2 separate regions of the Homo sapiens genome follow, and region 1 is linked to region 2. A link is a contact called in ENCODE Hi-C or POLR2A ChIA-PET data. All regions are on one chromosome and are shown on one strand. The core of a region is the stretch at or near the end of the contact, and the rest is flanking DNA. Distances in the headings are between cores, read along the strand shown. Region 1 overlaps SH3KBP1 (SH3 domain containing kinase binding protein 1). Region 2 overlaps SH3KBP1 (SH3 domain containing kinase binding protein 1).

What was found. Hi-C counts contacts between places; a loop is a spot of excess contacts on that map. ChIA-PET counts read pairs that join two places held with the same protein, here RNA polymerase II (POLR2A). Pooled maps may share reads with other maps.
Region 1: a map of OCI-LY7 shows a loop between it and region 2 (4-fold over the local background). The contact joins two enhancer-like sites. A Hi-C loop is called at or near these places in 13 of 168 maps with a recorded cell type or tissue (B cell, CD14-positive monocyte, CD4-positive, alpha-beta T cell and 7 more), 22 of 37 single-sample maps with no recorded cell type and 17 of 50 pooled maps. POLR2A ChIA-PET finds 5 or more read pairs at or near these places in 24 of 52 experiments (A549, B cell, CD4-positive, alpha-beta T cell and 18 more).

Annotation. Positions count from the first base shown.
Region 1 is chrX:19,839,357-19,842,732 of GRCh38, reverse strand. All of the region lies in intron 1 of SH3KBP1 (SH3 domain containing kinase binding protein 1), which reads left to right. Among named protein-coding and RNA genes, the nearest start is that of SH3KBP1, 47 kb to the left of the region's middle. RefSeq lists an enhancer at 2,517-2,566. Within about 2 kb of position 1,677, at least 5 of the 41 ENCODE cell types and tissues checked have a DNase peak (open chromatin) inside an H3K27ac peak, as active enhancers do; they include CD8-positive, alpha-beta T cell, OCI-LY7 and natural killer cell, where a contact is called at or near this core.
Region 2 is chrX:19,803,764-19,807,209 of GRCh38, reverse strand. All of the region lies in intron 2 of SH3KBP1 (SH3 domain containing kinase binding protein 1), which reads left to right. Among named protein-coding and RNA genes, the nearest start is that of SH3KBP1, 82 kb to the left of the region's middle. Within about 2 kb of position 1,954, at least 4 of the 41 ENCODE cell types and tissues checked have a DNase peak (open chromatin) inside an H3K27ac peak, as active enhancers do; they include CD8-positive, alpha-beta T cell, OCI-LY7 and natural killer cell, where a contact is called at or near this core.

The DNA of each region.
Region 1 (3,376 bases), core at 428-2,927, 36 kb before region 2:
AGAGGGCAGGGCATGTTGATGGACAGTCCCATCAAACTATCTCATGGTGGAGGGGAAGTTCCCCCAAACAGTTCCCCTCCCTGCATGGGGAGTGTTCTCCTGCTAGGGCACAAACACAGTCTACCACCTCAATGACCGACAATCTACAATAATAAATTCTTAAATATATATTGTTTAGACTTTTAATTTTAATATTATTATTTTTTTGAGATGGATTCTTGCTCTGTCACCCAGGCTGGAGTGCAGTGGCATGATCTCAGCTCACTGCAACCTCTGCCTCTGGGGTTCAAGCTATTCTCCTGCCTCAGCCTCCTGAGTAGCTGGGATTACAGGCACGTGCCACCACACCCAGCTAATTTTTGTATTTTTAGTAGAGACAGGGTTTCACCATGTTGGTCAGACTGGTCTTGAACTCCTGACCTTGTGATCTGCCCGCCTCGGCCTCCCAAAGTGTTGGGATTACAGGCGTGAGCCACTGCGCCCGGCCAATTTTTATTTGTAAAAGCTGTACTGAGGTATAAAATTTCACCCATTTTAAGTGTACAGTTTAATACTTTTCAAGTAAATTTACAGCATCCTGTAACTCTCACCACAATTTAATTTGAGAATATTTCCGTCACCCCAAAAAGATTCTTCATACCCATCTGCAGTCCATCCCCATTCCCATCCCCGGCCCTAGGCAGCCACTGATTGGTTTTCTGTCTTTTTAGATTTGAACATAGTTTTTTTTTAAATATGTTCCTGACTGGTGTAACTTTTTCTGGGTATTCTGGAAACTATGTTATACATGAAAGAAAAAAAGAGCCCCCCCCCACCCCCCCGCCCGCATCAATGGTGTGAAAGTCTGTATCTCGCTGGTCTCAGGTTTCTCTGCTTTCTCTTTTAAATCCTTCCTTCTCTCCAGTGGACCATAATTTAGGAGAACGTAGCCCTGGGCTTGATGCTGCCATTATTTACCTCTCAATGTCTCTAAGCCTAAGTCATGGAACCTTCTAGGCCTCAGTTCCTCATTTGTAAAATTCAGGAAAAAAAAATAGACTAGATGATATCTGATGTTCTTTCCATCTCTAATGATCAGTACTCATGATCTTTTTTGGTGAAGTCTGTTTTGGCAAAAAATTACTTCTTGATTTTCTATGCCCTTCAGAGGACTGAAACAAAACACTAAAATTAAAAATTTATTCTTCAGAATTCACAGAACACAATAAGTGCAAAAGCAGTAAGTGTGTAACATTTCTACTTCTGAAATGATTAAAGCTTACTGCACTGAGACCTCTGTGACATTGTGTATATGTGTATACAGCGGAGGAAATTAATTGGAAACTTTCATTCTCCTTCATGCTTTCTGGTTTATTCAAATATTTATTGAAGCAGACAGGATGCTAGGTGAAGGATTTAGAATCCTGGCAAAGATAAGGGCTTTTCCCAGATGAAGGTTGCAGTCTAGTTGGGGTAAGTCAGTGTGAAATTATAGTGAGGTGAACTGGTCCTAGGAGACAGGAAGGACAGTGAGCAGAGGGAGGTAGGGAAGGACTGGGTCACAGAGCAGGGCCACGGATATACCACCGCCACCACCACCGCCATAGTGAGAAGCTGGCCCTGAGAAGCTGCTAGGCAGCTGGCTTAGCCAACCCACAGTTAAAAACCACCCATTTCGTCTTTGGGGGAGGAGACATTCCAGCAAGTTTGAAGGTAGAGATAGGGGAGGGTGAAGTGTTTTGCATTTCTAAGCAGATCTCTTATCTCCCCTGGCTCTATCTTTTTGTAACATGGGGTTAACTGTAGCATTGGTTTTTGCAGTGACTGTAGATGTAGCAAACTTGTGGAGGCTGGCCTTTTGGCACAGCACACAGCTGGAGGGTGGTATTTTTCTGACAGGGAGATGTTCTTAAGTTTTGTAATTTATGGTGTCTTTAAATATGGGATTTTGTTTACTGTTATCCTAATTACACCTCTGATGTATTTTATTTAGCTTAATGTTTTAATTTTCTGCTCATACCCAGAGGTAATTTCTCAAAGGGTACCACTTTAAAAAAATCATAGGTAATGTTTCATCCTTCCTGCAGTTACCTGCAGCCTCTCGAAGGCAAGGAAATGGGTTTTGGGGGCATAGACTTTCTTCTGGGCTCTTGTGATATAATTTTGGCTGTGTTTGTATCATCCAAGATCTTCACCACCTGTTTGCCAAGTATTATCCTAAACCATTCTGTTCTATAGAGACGTGATACAAGCCACATGTCATTTTAAATGTTCTAGTAGTCACATTAATAAAATTTTAAAAAGGTAAAATTAATTTGTATAATATATTTATTTAACCCAACAGATCTAAAACATCACTTCAACATGCAATTGATGTGAAAATAATGAGCTATTTCACATTATTTTTTTCTAAACAAGTCTTTGGAACTTGGGATGTATCTTATGGCACACGTCAGTTCAGACTAGCCACATTCCAAGTAGTCATTAGCCACATTTGCAGTGACACTGTATTGGACATCAAAGTTCTAAACCTTTCAAAGGCTTGCAGAGGGCACTGGAAAGAGCCCTTAGAGTGGGTAGGAGAGACATATCCTCATGATTTATGAGCTCTTAACAAAGCCACAGGTTTCCTCTTCTTAGAGAAACCTGATATGTAAAAAAAATTCATCTTGACAGGAAAGGTAAAGCAGGAAGTAATTATTCATGTTACAAAAGAATTAACCACAGGATCTTTTAAATAGCAAGCTCCCTTAGTGCACGGAAGAATATGACTCAATTTGCAAAATGTGATTGACACTTGACATTTTAGTAGCACCTTTGTTGGGCTGGGAACGGTCTATCATCATAAAATGCAAGCTGAGTGGTCAGTTGATCAAGTCTTTATTGAGCACCTACTGCATGTCATGGATGCTTATAGGGGCCCCAGCAGAACTAAGGGTGATCCATACCCAGAAGGCATTCAGGGGCTCACAGGGAAGACAAGACACAGCTTGGGATTGCCTCAGTGGCAGGGGCCAGAGAGGCCTTGGGTCTAGAAGAGCTTGGAAGGTGATGTGGAGGCAGTCAGGACCTAGCTGTGGCCAGAAGGCAAGGAGGCTGTGCATGATTACTTAAGTTTAAAGAAAGGGCAATGGCCAGGGTGGTCGCTCACGCCTGTAATCCCAGCACTTTGGGAGGCCAAGGCAGGCAGAACATTTGAAGTCAGCCTGACCAACACGGTGAAATCCTGTCTCTACAAACAATACAAAAATTAGCTGGGCATGGTGGTGTGCACCTGTAGTCCCAGCTACTTGGGAGGCTGAGGTGGGAGGAACACTTGAGCCTGGGAGACAGAGGTTGCAGTGAGCTGAGATGGTGCCACTGCACTCCAGCCTGGGCAACAGAGCCAGACCCTGTC
Region 2 (3,446 bases), core at 705-3,204:
AGATCTTGTTTGTAACCACTTCAGGACCTGGTACAGGGTGAAAAGGAATGTGAATTTGCAATTGTGAGTAGATACTGCATCATTTATCCAGTGCAACTGTATTGTTCTTTGTATTAACTCAGCTACTCCTTACCCTCCATCCCTTGCCCCAAGTAGTGATTATTCCTATGTTATAGATGGGAAAACTGAAGCTCAGAGAGGTTGCCTGACTTGAAGATTGCAGATCTATTAAGGGTCAACCCAGTTATTTGAACTCTGGCAGCCTGACTTCCCAGGATTGTGTTGTGAGAACTAATTAGAAGGACAGGTATTCTTAAAAGTGGAGCCTCTGATGAAAAAGAAAACCGAAAACCAAACATAGTTGTAAAATTCACGTACTAAGTTTATGTGAAAACATTGGCTGCTGAAACTGCCTAAGGAAATGGATTTAGTAAATGCATGTTGAACTATCTATCACTTGTTCATTTGTCATGAGTGCTTAAAATAGATGAAAATGGGTAAATAGTTGCAACGTCCCAATTTCTGCTGTGTCTTACTACACAGCAGAATACTATACAGTGTTATTGTATAGTATTAATACCGTGAGGGCAATGTTGTCTGACACTTCCCTACCTGGAACATTCTGGAAATCACTTTTTGTGATCTCAATAACTGTTAAGTAATTGGTACCAGTCTAGTGGGTTGTTTTGTTTTTGAGATGGAGTCTCGCTGTGTCGCCCAGGCTGGAGTGCAGTGGCGCGAACTCGGCTCAGTGCAACCTCCGCTTCCCTGGTTCAAGCGATTCTCCTGCCTCAGCCTCCCAAGTAGCTGGGATTACAGGTGCACACCACCATGCCCAGCTAATTTTTGTATTTTAGTAGAGACAGGGTTTCACCATGTTGGCCAGGCTGGTCTCGAACTCCTGACCTCAAGTGATCCACCTGCCTCAGCCTCCCAAAGTGCTGGGATTACGGGCATAAACTACTGTGCCTGGCCCAGTCTACTGTTTTGTAGACTGCATTTTTCACCTGCTCAAATGCTTTTCATACTTTTTCTATAGTAGTGTTTATTTTTTGAGAAGATATGAGACATAAAATAAATGAACCATATTAAGTACATGACTGGAGAGGGAGACTGTTACATTGGATTAAGAAGATGCTTGTATCCATTGGTTTTTGTTTTTCACCATTAGGGGAAGAAAAACACCTTCCCAAGAGTACCTTTCTTGATACACCAAAAGGTTGCTGGTATTTGGTAATGATATATTCATTGAGGGAAATACCAGGTGAATGGAGAGTTCTTCAACCATTAGCAATAACTGAGCACCCACTGTGTGCATAGTTCCTTTATCTGTACCATTCATGGGACTGCATGTTAGATGAGGAAAACAGCAAACAGCAAATTTTTATATAGCACTTCCCAGGGACCAGAGACATTAAGTAAGTTGCCCAAGGGAGCACAGATTGTAAATGGCAGGTCTCGACGTGGGCTGGTGGGTGGCTTAACTCCAGAGTCTGTGTTCTCTCACCCCTAATTGTACTATGGTATAGCATTGTCTGGGTGGCCTTGGCTATGTTCACAAACCTCAAACCAGACGGTAATTAGCATGAGGGGCACCCAAATCTGTCAGGTTCGGAGAACTTCTGGGAGTCTTGGCTGAGCTCTGTGATAGGGTACTGTGAGGTGTTTTTTTTTTTTTTTTTTTAATATGCAGCCATGTCTTAATTGAAACCACAACTTCCTGTGGATGCCTTATGATGTTATTTGAACAAGGGAAATAAGCACATGAATCTTTAAAAAGTTTCAAGTATGTTGATTTTTAAGAATGGATGCAATTAGTAGTTCTCATTAGCTCCACAAATTATTTACCGTGGAATGCTTTGGTTCCACATAAAGCCCTTTAACGCTAAAAGATTTTGCAGGTTCTGCTGCTTTGACTATCTAGAGCTGATTTCGACTGGCAGCTTTAAACATGCGCAGTAATGCAAGTGCCGATGCTGCCAGCACAAATGGAACAATGTATTGCTTTAATTTAAAAAACAGGCTTTGTCTCATTTTTGACTCCCTTTACATTTAATCTGACTAGTCATGTTTTCTAGGAGGATGGTGAGGGTGAGAGCAGGATTTGACTCTGTTGTTCATCAATAAAGATCCTGGAAAAAACTGGAATGTGAATTTTGATTGTGCCCTCCCATTTGTAAAGGGGAAACAAACAAAAAACAAAAACCCTAGAAGATTCTGAGGCCAGACGACAGTGTAGCCTTAGGCTGCCTAAACTCAGATGTGCCCTTCTTCCTAGGATCTTGTTAAAAGGCAGATTGTGATGGCAGCGGGTGGGGGGGGGGGGGTAGGGTTTGGGCTGGGGGCGGGTAGGTTTGGGGAAGCTGAGATTCTGCAGTTCTAAGAAGCTCCCAGTCGATCCTCCTTTTAGTAGCAATAATTTCTGACACTTTAGACCTAGCTCTCTATCTTCTGGCTGTGTGGATCACCTGGGGGAGTTTAAACAACACAGTTTCTCACAGCCACACCAGACCTATTGAATCAGATCTCTGCAGGGGTGAAACCAGCAGGTATTTGGGGAAAAAAAAAAAAGCTATAGAAATCATTTGATAATACATCTGCCAGCTTTGTTTATTGGGGATGGGGGAGTAATGACAGCTTTGAAAACTTCACTGTTGGAATCAGATTGAGATGTTTAAAGTTAAGCTTTTTGACATCCTAAGGGCTTCCACTCCAAAACTACATGAGCTATCTTAGCAGCCACCCATCTTGGAAGGGAACTCACTAGTTCTTTATGAGTATGTCCAAACTGGCTTAGATCAGAGAGAGTGGAGGAAAAAAAGAGTACTTAATGGTTAGCTTGCTGACCTGCCTAGCATTAGATAATGTCTGTGAAGGCCCCTGGAGTGCCTCCAGGGAAGCCGGGGCCCAAATATGGAAAAGAGAAGTCATGATTATGAGGTAGGAGTTGCAATTACCATCGTGAATATTTAAAGTGTTATTTCAGCTCTTTCCTACGCTCCTGGGTTTGGGGTTTCATTTCTTTTTCCTTTTTTTTTAATATGGATTCTCACTCTGTCGCCCAGGCTGGAGTGCGGTGGCGCGATCTTAGCCTACTGCAACCTCTGCCTCCCGAGTTCAACTGATTCTCCTGCCTCAGCCTCCCGAGTAACTGGGATTACAGGCACCCGCCACCATGCCTGGCTAATTTTTTGTATTTTTAGTAGAGATGAGGTTTCACCGTGTTAGTCAGGATGGTCTCGATCTCCTGACCTCGTGATCCGCCTGCCTCGGCCTCCCAAAGTGTTGGGATTACAGGCGTGAGCCACTGTGCCCAGCCTGGGGTTTCATTTCTAGCAGTGTGTGGGGAGCCAGGACAGGTTAGAAAGAAGGGCCAGGGGATGTCTTTGTTGTGATAAAGCAGATACCACCATGGAGTTTTGCCACTTTCACGGTATGATTTTATT